2 separate regions of the Homo sapiens genome follow, and region 1 is linked to region 2. The links are chromatin contacts, found by Hi-C or POLR2A ChIA-PET in ENCODE. All regions are on one chromosome and are shown on one strand. The core of a region is the stretch at or near the end of the contact, and the rest is flanking DNA. Distances in the headings are between cores, read along the strand shown. Region 1 holds the start of RPL6 (ribosomal protein L6). Region 2 holds the start of PPP1CC (protein phosphatase 1 catalytic subunit gamma).

What was found. Hi-C counts contacts between places; a loop is a spot of excess contacts on that map. ChIA-PET counts read pairs that join two places held with the same protein, here RNA polymerase II (POLR2A). Pooled maps may share reads with other maps.
Region 1: a loop to region 2 is called in a map of CD8-positive, alpha-beta T cell, with 8 times the contacts of the local background. The contact joins the promoter of RPL6 here to the promoter of PPP1CC in region 2. A Hi-C loop is called at or near these places in 1 of 168 maps with a recorded cell type or tissue (CD8-positive, alpha-beta T cell) and 6 of 50 pooled maps. POLR2A ChIA-PET finds 5 or more read pairs at or near these places in 1 of 52 experiments (BJ).

The regions. Positions count from the first base shown.
Region 1 is chr12:112,405,435-112,413,028 of GRCh38, reverse strand. It overlaps RPL6 (ribosomal protein L6), which reads left to right and starts at 3,424. Exons shown (of 7, transcript NM_000970.6): 1 at 3,424-3,442; 2 at 4,373-4,609; 3 at 4,691-4,789; 4 at 6,139-6,282; 5 at 6,687-6,735; 6 at 6,992-7,176. The coding sequence starts at 4,373. RefSeq lists an enhancer at 3,614-3,793.
Region 2 is chr12:110,740,756-110,747,729 of GRCh38, reverse strand. PPP1CC (protein phosphatase 1 catalytic subunit gamma) reads left to right here and starts at 4,839. Exons shown (of 7, transcript NM_002710.4): 1 at 4,839-5,077. The coding sequence starts at 5,023. RefSeq lists enhancers at 3,260-3,844, 4,606-5,114 and silencers at 4,609-4,748, 4,909-4,968.

The sequences.
Region 1 (7,594 bases), core at 2,175-4,674, 1.7 Mb before region 2:
TACAAACACACAAACTCATCCCATACACAGGCTCACACACATACATAACACATATAAAGATATTTTTCTATTTATTTATTTATTTATTTATTTATTTATTTATTTGAGACAGAGTCTCACTGTGTGGCCCAGGCTGGAGTGCAGTGGCACAATCTCGGCTCACTGCAACCTCTGCCTCCCGGGTTCAAGTGATTCTCGTGCCTCAGCCTCCCAAGTAGCTGGAATTACAGGCATGCACCACCATGCCTGGCTAATTTTTGTATTTTTAGCAGAGATGGGGTTTCACCATGTTGGCCAGGCTTTAAAAGATTTACTGCCTAACAAACAAACAAAAAATACAGCTGAGGCAACATTGTGAGACCCTGTCTCTACAAAAAATGTAAAAAAATTAGCCAGGTATGGTGGTGTGCACTGTACTCCCAGCTACTCAGGGGGCTGAGGTGGGAGGATTGCTTGAACCCAGGAGGTCAAGGCTGCAGTGAGCCATGATCTCACCTTGCATTCCAGCCTGGGCGACAGAGCGAGACTCTGTCTCCAAAAAAAAAAAAAAATTAGGCTGGGCGAGGTGGCTCACGCCTGTAATCCCAGCACTTTGGGAGGCCGAGGTGAGCAGATCACCTGAGGTCAGGAGTTCAAAACCAGCCTGGCCAACATGGTGAAATCCTGTCTCCAATAAAAACACAAAAAATTGGCCGGGCAAGGTGGCTCAGGCCTGTAATCCCAGCACTTTGGGAGGTCGAGGCGGGCAGATCACGAGGTCAGGAGATCGAGACCATCCTGGCTAACACAGTGAAACCCCACCTCTACTAAAAATACAAAAAATTAGTCAGGCATGGTGGCGGGCGCCTGTAGTCCCAGCTACTCGGGAGGCTGAGGCAGGAGAATGGCGTGAACCCGGGAGGCGAAGGTTGCAGTGAGCCGAGATCATGCCACCGCGCTCCAGCCTGGGCAAAAGAGCAAGACTCTGTTTCAAAAAAAAAAATTAGCCAGGTGTGGTAGCGGGCACCTGTAATCCCAGCTACTCAAGAGGCTGAGGCAGGAGAATGGCTTGAACCCAGGAGGCAGAGGTTGCAGTGAGCCAAGATCACGGCACTGCACTCCAGCCTGGGCGACAGAGCAAGACTCCATCTCAGAAAAAAAAAAAAAAGATTAAGTGTCTGCAAAAATGTCTGCTTTGTGATTAAAGTGCTGCACAAATTTCAGAGAATTTTATATATGGCAAAACTAAACTTAATAAAAACATTTACTTTATAACTAACATGGTATTTTGCCCAACTAATGAATTGTAAATTTTGCAATACCGCAACAAAACACAAGAGGGGGTTCATCTACGTTTTTATTTTAATGACAGGTCATTCAACACATATTTTGGGGCGTTCACTAGGTGAAATTATCTGAGATTGCCAGCAATTTTGAGGGGCCCACGTAAGCAACTGTGCATCTCATTCATTCATTGTGGTACATTTTCTGCAGTTGAAGTTTCTAAGAGGTGCTTTGCTGAGGAAGCTAAACAAATAAAGCTGCTGACATTCCCATTCTCAAAAAAAAGGGCAGTGTTCATCTGATCATTGTATTTGTATCCTCAGTGAATCAGAACCAGAAAAAGGCTAAATGATTCCCAGAGACACAGCCATGAAGCAGGTGGTTTCGATCTGAAAAAATCAAGGTGAAAAGCTCTAGCAACCAGAAAGAAACGAATGGAGGAAAATGGAAAACGCAAGCTAGAAGGTATTACAAATGTGTACATGTTGGCTTAAGGGCTTTGAAGCAGTAAAGAACTATCACATATACTGTGTTGTGTATTTTGTAAAAGATAATAAATATTCTTATTTTTAATTCTAACATGAGCAAAACTCTCATGCATCTTCATTAATCATCTCTTTAATCTTGCAGCCTAATGGTTAAGAGTGCAATCTTTGGAATCAGATCTATGCTGTGAGCAAGTTACTTAATGTCCTTGAGACTCAGTTTCCTCATAATAGTATCATTCACAGGTTGTTGGGAGAATTAAATGAAATAAAGCAAGGCACATTGTATGCAATATTGCCTATTATCTCCCATGCATAAACTTTAGCAGAATACTTGACAACAACTAGGATGTTGATGATCAGATGATTGTAGTGGTGATGGTGACAATAACAAGAGCTAACAGTTCGCCAGGTGCGGTGGCTCACGCCTGTAATCCTAGCACTTTGGGAGGCTGAGGCGGGTGGATTACTTGAGGTCAGGAGTTCAAAACCAGCTTGGCCATCATGGTGAAACTCTGTCTCTACTAAAAATACAAAAAATTAGCTGGGCATGGTGGTGTGCGCCTGTAATCCCTGCTACTTGGGAGGCTGAGGCAGGAGAATCACTTGAACCCAGGAGGCAGAGGTTGCCGTGAGCCAAGATCGTGCCACCACACTCCAGCCTGGGTGACAGAGCGAGACTCCATCTCAAAAAAAAAAAAAAAAAAAAAAAAAAAAAAAAAAAAAGAGCTAACACTTATGTAGCATTTACCATCCATCAAATAATCAAATATGCTTCTCAGTACTGTTGTATATATTATTTAATGTTCCCAACATCCTTATGAAGTAAGTTACTATTGTTATCCTCACTTTAATTTTTTTTTACTTTTTTTAAGACAGAGTCTCATTCTGTAGGCCAGGCCGGAGGACGGGAATGAGAAAGGCCATGTACAAGAGGAAGTAGTCAGCCGCTAAATCCAAGGTAAGGGAAGAGGGGACCACTGACCTAATCTCAAGTGACAAGATTAGAGTTCACTGCACTGCAGCCCAGACCTCCAAGACTCAAGTGATCCTCCCGCCTTAGCCTCCCGAATAGCTGGGACTACAGGCACTAACAACCACACTCGGCTAATTTTTTTTCTTTTTTTCTTTTTTTTGTTGTTGTTATTGTTTTGAGACTGAGTCTGGCTCTATTTCCCAGGCTGGAGTGCGGTGGCACGCAGTGGCACGATCTTTGGAGTGCTGGGATTACAGGCGTGAGCCACCGTGTCCGGCCCTTTTTTTTTTTTTTTTCTTTTTTGAGAATCTTGCTCTGTTGCCTAGAGCGCAGTGTCGCGATCTTGGCTCACTGCAATCTCCACCTCCAGATTCAAGTGATTCTCCTGCCTCCGCGCCTCGACTGGCTGTCATTACAGACACGCACCACCCACGCCCGGCTACCTTTTGTATTTTTAGTAGAGACGGGATTTCACCATGTTGGCCAGGCTGGTCTCGAACTGCCAACCTCAGAGGATCCTCCTGCCTCGGCCTCCCAAAGGGCTGGGATTACAGGCGTGAGCCACCGCACCCGGCCTAGGATTTACTACTTTTTTCTTAACGGGGAAATACTACATTCCCCATGATGCCCCAGATCCGGAAGGAAGTGAGACTCGCACTTCCCATGATTGCTTATAGACCGGAAGCCGGGACCTTAATTCTCTTTCCCATCTTGCAAGGTAAGAATCGCGGGCCTGTCTGCAAGACTTGAGTTCAGGACTCCCAATCCTTCGCCATCCGAACCTGGAGGGCATCCAGTCGACACCTACAGGGGTCGGACATGTCCAAGGCTAACTGAGAGGCCTTCCAGACGCTTCATTTTTGTTGTTTGGGTTTGCGGCAGGGCACAAAGAGGGTGAGGTAGAATGCCGTAGTGGCTCCCTCCGGTTCTTCGCCACTCTCTTGGGCTGGGGGAACGAGGCCCTTTCGGGGACCCGTAGCAGACTGGTGGGTGTTAGAGGAAGCGGGGAGACGGCGCGTGCACTGTGTTCCTGGTCCTGGGTTCCAGAGGATGACACTGAGCCTGTCGCAGCCACGTTGGGGTTCCGCACTGAAGCCAAAAGGTTTCGCGTCTCCCAGCGTCCCCGACCGGAAGTCGCCTCTTGGTCTTTGCGATCTTTTTCTCTGGCTCAATTTGGGCTGATTCCGTTTGTGTCCGCAATTCCTAAATCGAGTTTCTTGAAAAGAGACACTGGTCTTAAGGGTTAAGACGAAAGGTACTGAAAGTAAGGGATTTCAAGTTCTGGTCTTGGTGCTTCTAACCTGTGGACACATTCTGCATCTAAGTTTTCTAATTCGCAAAACAGTAATAAAAAATAATGGTTGTACGGACTTCTGACCGCTCAGTATTTGGCAAAAAACCTAATAGGTGTGAGGTAGTTTCAAATTCTCAAAAAAAAAGTTTATAGTGTATTGGGGAGACAAACCCCAAATGAGTCATAGTGAAGGTTGGAGTAGAATGGGTAGAGTTTGAGAGGAAGGCCTGTATCTTACCGGGGGAGGGATTGTAGTCTGGGGAGCCCAGCCCATTCATGTACAGGTTCATTATTGTCTTGTTAGAGAGATGACTGGTGAAATGCCTTTTTTTATCTACAAAAAAATATTTTTAGATGGCGGGTGAAAAAGTTGAGAAGCCAGATACTAAAGAGAAGAAACCCGAAGCCAAGAAGGTTGATGCTGGTGGCAAGGTGAAAAAGGGTAACCTCAAAGCTAAAAAGCCCAAGAAGGGGAAGCCCCATTGCAGCCGCAACCCTGTCCTTGTCAGAGGAATTGGCAGGTATTCCCGATCTGCCATGTATTCCAGAAAGGCCATGTACAAGAGGAAGTACTCAGCCGCTAAATCCAAGGTAAGGGAAGAGGACCACGGACCATTATGTCTTAACCTTAATTGGCATTCTCTTACTGTTGATGCATTTGTGTCCTTGTAGGTTGAAAAGAAAAAGAAGGAGAAGGTTCTCGCAACTGTTACAAAACCAGTTGGTGGTGACAAGAACGGCGGTACCCGGGTGGTTAAACTTCGCAAAATGGTAAGATGTGGGGACTGTAAATTGGATTTTCTGTTTATGCTTGAATACTGTGAAGATGTTTTTGAATACTTAGATACTGTAAGTTTCTGCATACCGGAGAATTTCTGATAGAAAATAAAGGGCTCTGGGTTTGTAACTTGGCTTCAACATTTACTGTTAATCTTAAGTAATTTAAATTACTCGTCTGTGCTTTGTTCCTTTGCATATAATATGGGAATGAGGCTGAGTGTGGTGGCTAATGCCTGTAATCCCAGCACTTTGGGAGGCTGAGGCGAGCAGATCACCTGAGGTCAGGAGTTCAAGACCAGCCTGGCCAACATGGTGAAACCACATCTCTAGTAAAAATATACAAATTAGCTGGTTGCGTGCCTGTAGTCCCAGCTGCTCTGGAGGCTGAGGCAGAAGAATCGCTTGAACCCGGGAGGCAGAGATTGCACTACTGCACTCCAGCCTGGGCGACAGAGGGAGGCTTCATCTCAAAAAAAGATAAGATGGGAATGAGGGTTTACCTCAAAGAGTTTTTATGGAGATTAAATGAAATAATACATAGCCTGTTCTATAGAACATTTCCCACTAGAGCAGTGTTTCTTGGCCCCCTTTACCACACACAAGACCCAATGTAATCTCAGGATTTGCTCTGTAATTTTCATTATGGGAACATTCCCAAATAAGTTAACACCATACAGTTTCACAGTTGAAGATTACTGCATGAGAGGGAAGATGACAGTTGTTTTGTGAACTCGTTTTCCCATTAGGTGATCATGTTTGTGGTGAAAGTGAGACTGCACTAATGATATGGTATAGTTGGAAATAGGTTATTGTGAGTTATTTGTAGTCATGTCTTTAATGGCCCTTGCATGGTGTCTAACTTCTGCAATAAATGATCTGCCAGTCCTAGTGTCTGGCTTTATGCAATTTGTTTTCCTTTGTGGATGAAGTGGGAGTAAGACTTGTTGCTGTGAGGATCAGATGAAGTGGCTAGGATATGGACACACTTTACTTGAATTGGAAAACAAGCCATGTATCCCTAATCTGCAAAATGTGGCATGTCACACGTGTAATCTCTGAGGTTTAGTTTTTGCTCAAGATTGCAAAGGTGACTTGCTTGATGCTTTCTTTGCTTGAGCACACATCTCATTCATTAAATGGTGTCTCCTTTTTTGCACACAGGATGCAGAAGCATAATTGACCTTTTCCAAGTCTACTTAGCAGAAATGAAAATGGAATCATATAAATACAGTATTATACTTTAAAATAAAAAGGCTGTAGCAAAAGTTTGGCTGACATAGCTTGCTTCTAGTAATCTGAATGGCTTATTTAAATAAGTTGGATCTATGGACTCTCCACAGCCTAGATATTATCCTACTGAAGATGTGCCTCGAAAGCTGTTGAGCCACGGCAAAAAACCCTTCAGTCAGCACGTGAGAAAACTGCGAGCCAGCATTACCCCCGGGACCATTCTGATCATCCTCACTGGACGCCACAGGGGCAAGGTGAGAGTACCTGTGCTTGGGGCGCTTCACTGCAGCTGCCTGGGGTGCCTGGTGGCAATGCGTTTGCACGCTAGGTGTACTTTTCCTTTATTTACCTATGTTTGGGGCAAGGGGAAATGATCTGCAAGATACAACTTAGTTGTTGCAAATAAGAAGTGTAATCCATGGTGATTTATTAGCCATTTCCTGCTGTTGATTATGTTACACATGTTCATTTACTCAAAAACGTGTTTATGTCTGGAGTACTACCTTAGTAGCTTGCTGTGGTTGCTTCCAGAACTGCCGAGCTGTATACATATACATGTAGAAATTTCCTTTACCCAAATTTAGATGCCTGTGATTTTATGAATTCAGAAGTCAGTTTTTAATTGCAGAAAACTAATTATTTTCTTTTTAACTTACAGAGGGTGGTTTTCCTGAAGCAGCTGGCTAGTGGCTTATTACTTGTGACTGGTAAGAAAATCCTTGGATTGTGATGTTCTGTGAAACTTCCATTTTTAAATGCTTGCAGTATACACGTTTGTTTGCTACTGCCTACATGGTAGACACTTATTGCCACAAGTGTCTGAGGCCCATTTCATTGCCTTGTGTGCAAGTGGGTTAGACAAGTGGTCTTCTTTGTGTAGCAACATAACAAGTAATGGTCACCTAAATTGCAGGATGATGATTCTTCCCCCTTTTCCTTGCTAAATTAATTTTTCCCCCTTAGGACCTCTGGTCCTCAATCGAGTTCCTCTACGAAGAACACACCAGAAATTTGTCATTGCCACTTCAACCAAAATCGATATCAGCAATGTAAAAATCCCAAAACATCTTACTGATGCTTACTTCAAGAAGAAGAAGCTGCGGAAGCCCAGACACCAGGAAGGTGAGATCTTCGACACAGAAAAAGAGGTAAGTTTCTACTTGTCATCTCCTGTGTTAGCACTGGCCCTTCTACCTGGGAGTGAAAAGAAACAGGTTGCACAAAAAGAAGAAAAATGAAAGGTTAAATAATGAGGAATGCTGGGAGATACTTAGTATTCCAGATTCTTCTAAATTGAGTAGTTCTTTTGGCAGTCTGGGAGCTCAACTTAGAATCCTAAAGTTTGGTGGAATTGTGTGGGAATTAACTGCTACCATCGTATTGGGAATGTGCCCTTACTTATCCTTGATGTGTCCTAAAGTATACAAAAGCTTAAGAGCTACTTTTATTACATTAAAAAATGGGTTGTGTTTCACAGCATTCCAAGGAAAGGATTGTCAAAATTGTCTTTAATGTTTTCTAAATATTCTTGGGGATTAGTACTTGTGAGACAGGACTCCTTAGTTG
Region 2 (6,974 bases), core at 3,590-6,089:
CACTGTCTCCACAAAAAACTTAAAAATTAGCTGGGTGTGGTGGTGTGCACCTGTAGTCCCAGTTACCTGGAAGGCTGAGGCGAGAGAATCACTTGGGCCTAGGAGGTCAAGGCTGCAGTGAGCCATGATATCACCACTGTAGTTTAGCCTGAGCAACAGGGCAAGACCCTGTCTCTAAAAAAAAAAGTGAAATAAGATCATGTTACTCCTCTACCTAAAACCCTGCAGTGACTTCCCATTAAGCTTAGAATAAAATCCGAACGTCTTCTTGTGGTTTAAAAGACCCTGAGTGGGCCGAGGCGGGCAGATCACCTGAGGTCAGGAGTTTGAGATTAGCCTGGCCAACATGGTGAAACCCTGTCTCTACTAAAAATACAAAAATTAGCCGGGGCATGGTGGCAGGCACCTGTAATCCCAGCTACTTGGGAGGCTGAGGCAGGAGAACCGCTTGAACCCGGGAGGTAGAGGTTACATGAGCCAAGGTCGTGCCATTGCACTCCAGCCTGGGCAACAAGAGAGAAAAAAAAACAAAAACCCTGAGTGATCTGGCCTCTGGCCACTTCTCCAATCCCCACCTTCTTCTTCTTTTTTTTTTTTTTTTTTGAGATAGAGTCTCTCTGTCACCCAGGCTGGAATGCAATGGCGCGATCTCGGCTCACTGTAGTCTCCACCTCCCGGGTTCAAACGATTCTCCTGCCTCAGCCTCCCAAGTAGCTTAGGATTACAGTCACCCGACACTACTCCCGGCTAAATTTCATATTTTTAACAGAGACGGTGTTTGACCATGTTGGCCAGGCTGGTCTCAAACTCCTGACCTCAAGTGATCTGCCTGCCTCGGCCTTCCAAAGTGCTAGGATTACAGGCGTGAGCCACCGCGCCCAGCCTTCCAACCCCCACTTCTGACACTCTTCTCCTACCTTTCACACTGTGCTCTAGCCACTCTGGCCTTTTTCCCATTCCTCCAACACTGGAAGATTGTTCCTGCCTCAGGGCCTTTGCACTTGGTGGTCCTTCTGTTGGGAATATTCTTCCCCTATGCCAATCCTTCCCATGACTTTCTCTTTTTCATCCTTCACATCTTGACTCAAATGTCAAATCCTCAGAGTCCTCCTATGTGGTCACATGACCCTTTCTAATTTTCTCACGAAATCGCCACTCTCTGAAATTATCCTCCTCAAATGGTTTATCTGTTCCCCTCTGTGTCTTTCTCTAGACTGGGAGCTCCATGAGGACAGGGACTAAGTCTGGCTTATTCACTGCTATGTCCCCAGCTTCTCACACAGTGCCTGACACCCAGTACGGCCTCGACAAACGTTGCCCAAAAGAATACAAGTGTCTGCCGGTAACACTACAGGATGCAGAGATAGAACTGTGGACGTTGTCAAAGAGCATTCACCCGTATTTTTTCCCCATGGTTCCCTCCTTTGTATAAAACCCCTGGAATATCCAGGGAGGTCTAGATTTGCAGGCAAACTTCATCACCAACACTCAACACTTCTTTCTTTTCTTTTTTTTTTTTTTTTGAGACGGAGTCTCATTCTGTCGCCCAGGCTGGAGTGCAGTGGCACGGTCTCAGCTCACTGCAACCTCCGCCTCCTGGGCTTAAGCGATTCTCATGCCTCAGCTTCTGGAGTAGCTGGGATTACAGGCACCCACCAGCACGCCCAGCTACTTTTTGTATTTTTAGTACAGATGGTGTTTCACTATATTGTCCAGGCTGGTCTCGAACTCCTGGCCTCAAATGATCCACCCACCTCGGCCTCCGAAAGTGCGTGAGCCACTGCGCCCAGCCACCAACACTTCTTCCAATCATCTCACCACAATCCTAATGCTCATTAAATTGGAAGGACGGAGAGAATAAAGTTCATCCCCAGCCTTCTAGAACAGAGTTCCAAATTGCTGGCCTAGGGCCAAATGTAACCCACAGATATGCTTTGTCTGCCTCACACTGTTTTAGAAGATTTTGAGTTCATGACCGACTTTTTAAAATTGGAACATTTAACATAAAAATCCATATGTTCAAGTTTTACCAAAAACTCAGAGGATCTGGCCACAAGTGGCCCCAGGGGACTGGAGCTGAGAAGTGGCCGCCCCCTTGGATGAAACGTGGGCTCAGTTTGCTCCAGTCCCTACCCAGAGGCTGAATTCTTTCGTATTATCAGCCAGGTCCCTTTAGGCACTGGGATCCCCCCTCAAAGCCTAAGTATCCTCAGAGACACTATTGAGTTTCCAATATTTGGCCACAGCCACTCTCTTCTAATCATCAGCTCCCCATCATCTTCAGCAGCCCCTAAGAAAGCTCTGTAGAGCCAGGAAAGACAGTTTGAAAAGTGCACTTTAATCCACTCTCCTCATTTGACAGATAGGCAAACTGAGGCCTAGAGAGGGGAAGGGACATTCCATTTATTAGGCTGTATCCTTTCTGACAGGATGCTTATATCAACTCATCTTTGGAAAGCCACTGGTGCTGATAATGGCAGAAAAAGGCGAATAGGGAATCAGTGCTTTCCTCCACCGGCTATTTGCTGGTTCCTGGGAGCTGTGAGGGCCCACCCTGGTGAGCTATGCCATGCTCAGGCTCAGAGCCAGCTAATCACTTAGGCATGTGCCAGCAGAACTGAACTCTGGAGGGGAGTTGCCCAGCAGAAAACAACCTGGGGACAGAGGCTCTCCCCATGTCCCAGCTCAGTCTGAAGTCCTCCTCCAGCCCTGATGATGTTGCAAGAGGTTAACACACCTGCCATTTTGCATGAGGAAAATTATGGCACTCGTATTGTGGGCAGAGACACAATTCAGTCATTCCACTGGGTTCCAAATTGATATGTGCCCAGTATGTGCCAGGGATGTGAACACTGCTGGGGGTTCACTGCCGGGTTTTACTGAATATGAACGAGGGCTGTGGTTTCAGGCTGTCCTGAGTTCCAGCCCTGACTCTGTAACTTCCTGGCTGTGTGACCTTCAGCAACCACCCTAGCCTCTCTGTGCCTCACTTTCTTCATCTGTAAATGGGGATGATAGGAATAGGACATAATTCCTAGGATTATCTTGGGGATTCAATGAGATCATTTTTTGGCACATACTAAGAAATGAACACAGTAGCATTTTTTTTCTTGTTTATTTTTCTCCACTGCACTTATCAGAAGCTGATATTTTTATTTGCATCTTTGCTTACCATCTGACTGACTAAATGACTCTCCATAGAAAAAAGCCTTGTCTGTCTTGATCACCCCTGCTTCCCTGTCTAGAACAATGCCTGGCACAGAGTGGGTACTCCATAAATATTTGTCTGCTGAATGAATTGCTGTCTTTCATATTTCTACCCTAAATGCCATTCCGATGATGCACCCTGCCCTGGAGTAGCCCAAAGTCCTGTGGACTCCAGCAAGAGCCCCCCCTGACCTCCATAGCCAGATGTTCACAGCAGCGCTGGGCACCAACTCCGAATGTCACCAACTGGGCTCATTGCCTTGGCCTGACAAATGGCACTTATGTGACTTCTGGTGGACAGAGCTGTAGCAGGGGAAAGTGAGTTAGTGCCTGAGGAAAGTGGATCGATAGGCTGAGTTCTGAAACTCAAGGGCCCTGCACCAGTAGCGAGGGGGCCCAAGTAAGGGGACATGGAGCCCGCACCCTGAGGACATTGCTTTGGAAGAGGATGCCTGGGTGGTGCAATTACCTCGTGGCATACTGAGATGGGGATTCGTGCATCCTGCACGCCTTGGGAAACAAAATGAATTTCTCGGAGAGAGGGGGCTTTGCAAAATGTAAAGCGCTGCAGGAAGCAACGTACATGGAAAGGTCAGGAAAGAGAGCCGATCTGTTTGCTGAGTGTGGGCTGTACTTCCAAACCCAGCCAAAGTCGACGCGCAGCCCCTGGAGGTGGCACAGTTTGGGGGCCCCTTGGATAGGAGTGCCCTCGGGGAGGCTGGGAAGCCAGAGAGGAATGGGCCAAAGTTTCTTCGGGTGTCTGCAGAACCCAGGACCGCCCGCGCAGCTTGCATCTTCTCTTCCCGCCCCCGGCCTGCACGCGTGAAATCTGCAAATTCCCCTTTTAACTGCTGCACGCGCTCGTTCAACTTTGCCCTGGCTAGAATCGGGATAACCGTCCCGATGATTACATAACTTTCCGAGTTCAGGGAAGATAAATCCAAGGGACAGAAATGATAAAATTTTCTTTGAGTATGGATTTTTTACCCCTAAAGTTACAGAAGTGCACAAAAAATATATATACAAATACCCATATACCCACCACTCACAATGAGTTAACTGTTACATTTTGACTTATCTGAAAGAGGGTTTTTTCTTTTTAGTTACCAAATAAACCTTTCTCTTGTCCCAAGTTCCAGTATATCTGAATCCAAAATAAGTCAACCTTCTTTTCTTTATTATTCTTTTCCATCCTCACCCCAGATTTATCTTAAAGGGTAAGTTCCAGGACCCCCGAAATCCCTCGGTGAGCTCCCACCTGTCCAGGTCTGCAAACATCTAGACTCAATGCACAAGATCCGGCGATGGCCGCAACCGGCGGTGTGCACAGCTGCATTTCCTCCCCCAGCCCCAACTCCCGCGTGCAACTTTGCAACTCTCGCTCGGGCCCGGCATTGGGGGCGGGCCTATTTACTCGGCCCGTTTGGCGGAAGGATCCCATGCGGGGACGCGGTTGCGCTCAGCCATCTGCGCCCCGCCCAGCGCCCGGGCCCCGCCCCCTCCAGCGCCCGGGCCCCGCCCCCTCCCGCGCCCCCTATGGCCCATAAAGAAGTCCCGGCCGGGCCGCTGCACTCCCCGCGCGCATCCGTGCGCCGCCCGAGGCTGTCTAAGGAGTCGGCGGCCATTTTGTTCTTCTCGTGGTTCCAGTGGGGAGAGAAGGAGGAAGTAGGGAGCGGGGTGGCAGGGGGGGGACCCGCCGCGGCTGCTGCCACCGCCGCCACCACCGCCTCTGCTCGTGGCGTGGGAAAGGAGGTGTGAGTCCCGGGCGCGAGCCGGCGGCGGCGCCGCTGCGGGAGGGTCGGCGGTGGGAAGGCGATGGCGGATTTAGATAAACTCAACATCGACAGCATTATCCAACGGCTGCTGGAAGGTAAGGGGGGCGGCGGGCGGCTGAAGGGGGAGGCGGGCCTGAGGGCGGCAGGCGGCCCCGGGGGCTCGAGGGAGGGGAGTTGGGAGGCCGGTTGGGCTTGCAGCACCGTGGGGAGTGAGCTCCTCGAGTTGGCCCACGGGCCGGGGACTGCAGCCGGAGGGAGGCCAGCCCGGGATTCCCAACTTGTCGCCAGCTGCGGACCCTCCAGGCTCCGCTCATTCATTGCACGAGGATGCAGGCTTCCTCCCGGCCGTGGAATTTGAAAACTCCGCTCCCCACCCCCACGTTTCCCGCCCCTACCCGTTTGCCCCCGCGCACTGGACGGGTCTTTGGAGCGATGGTTGGGGATCCCAGTCCAGCCTCCTGGACGACGTGTGCCGTGCTGTGCGAGATGGACTTTTCGGTGCTCGTCCTCTCGGAAGGCAGTTTGATGAGGGCATGAGTTCCGCCGGGTTTGGGGGCTCTTTTCCTGCTTGCTTTTATTTTTATTTTTCGTGGTTCTGGGGTCTTGGGGGGCCCATTTCTTGTTACTTGGTAACAAGCGTTCATGTCTCAAGAGGTGTGAGAACCTGTCTTCGCCTGCCCTCCAAATCCTTTTAAGTTGTTCTAATCTTGGAGAGGTCTCCGCGCTCTTTTCCTGAGCGTGCATCTGAAGAGGAAGCCAACGAGGCTGACGCTATCATTATCTTTCCAATGTGCCAGGCTCTGTCTTAAGCACTTTGCGTCCATGAATTATTACTGTAATCATAACTGACGCTTCTAAAGCGCTTACTGTGTGTCAGGCATTCTTTGAGCACTTAAGACAGATTTCATTTAATTCTCCCACCCATTGCAAGATATTTGCAATTTTTTTTGTTTTTGTTATTTTACAGAAGAAACTGAGATGAAGTCACTTAACCAAGGTCACACAGTTAGTGACAGTTGGATTTCAAATCCACATAGCCGGGAGCTAGAACCCTCTACAGACAACACTGTCACCTTATGTAGGAAGGAAGGTGGCCAGTGGTTAAGTAAAGGTTAATAGAAAGCTTTAAATTTCGGCTCATCTAAGACTTGTGAGGTGCCTGGCAATTGATTCATGTTGATGTGGGAGAGGGGCGAGGTTCAGCTTTTAAAGACGGAAGCTGAAATGAGCTGCTTTCAGATTCAAGGGCATGTCAACGGATGCTAACATCTTATCCAAGACTTTGTAAGAATTCAGTCATATCCCCTAACTTGGACACTTCATAATGGGAACTTGGCAGTTTCAACTGCTTTTTGCCTTTATACAGTCCTAAAATATTGTTGGACTATAAATGCTGTGAGTGGTGGAGTCGAGGGCATGAACAGTTGGACAGCTCTGGTGTTAGAATTTACAGATCTTTTAAAGTAAGTTATTAAAATGAAGCTCCTGAAAATATCTCGTCCTTTTCTTAATCTGTGCATTCTTTCCTTTTATGCTGTCTTTAAAAAAAAAACAACAAAAAAAACACTAAATGTCATTAAGGACCCCTGAAATGCTCTTGAAATGTTATTGCAGGTGAAAACCTTGTATTGTAGGTGAAAACCTTGTCATTCTTTTAATGCCAGGTATTTATATAAGAACCATACTTTTTCATACTAGTTAATATAGTTCTTTAATTTATTCGAGGCAGCAGTTGGTCAGAAACTGATTAAAATAGTTTGCTGTAAGAAAGGAACTTTTTGTTAAATATTTTCTTTCTAAATTTTAAAATTCTGCTTATCTCTGCAGGGATATGTGTGGCTTTATTTCTCTGAGGAAACAGGAAAAGTTGGAATTTGCATGGATTAGAAACATTAGAATTTTAAGATCATCTAAGGCTTGCTAATTTAAGTTCTGGTTTGCCCATAACTGCCTCTATTCATAAACAGCTTTTGTTAATTTTGATCTTTAAAA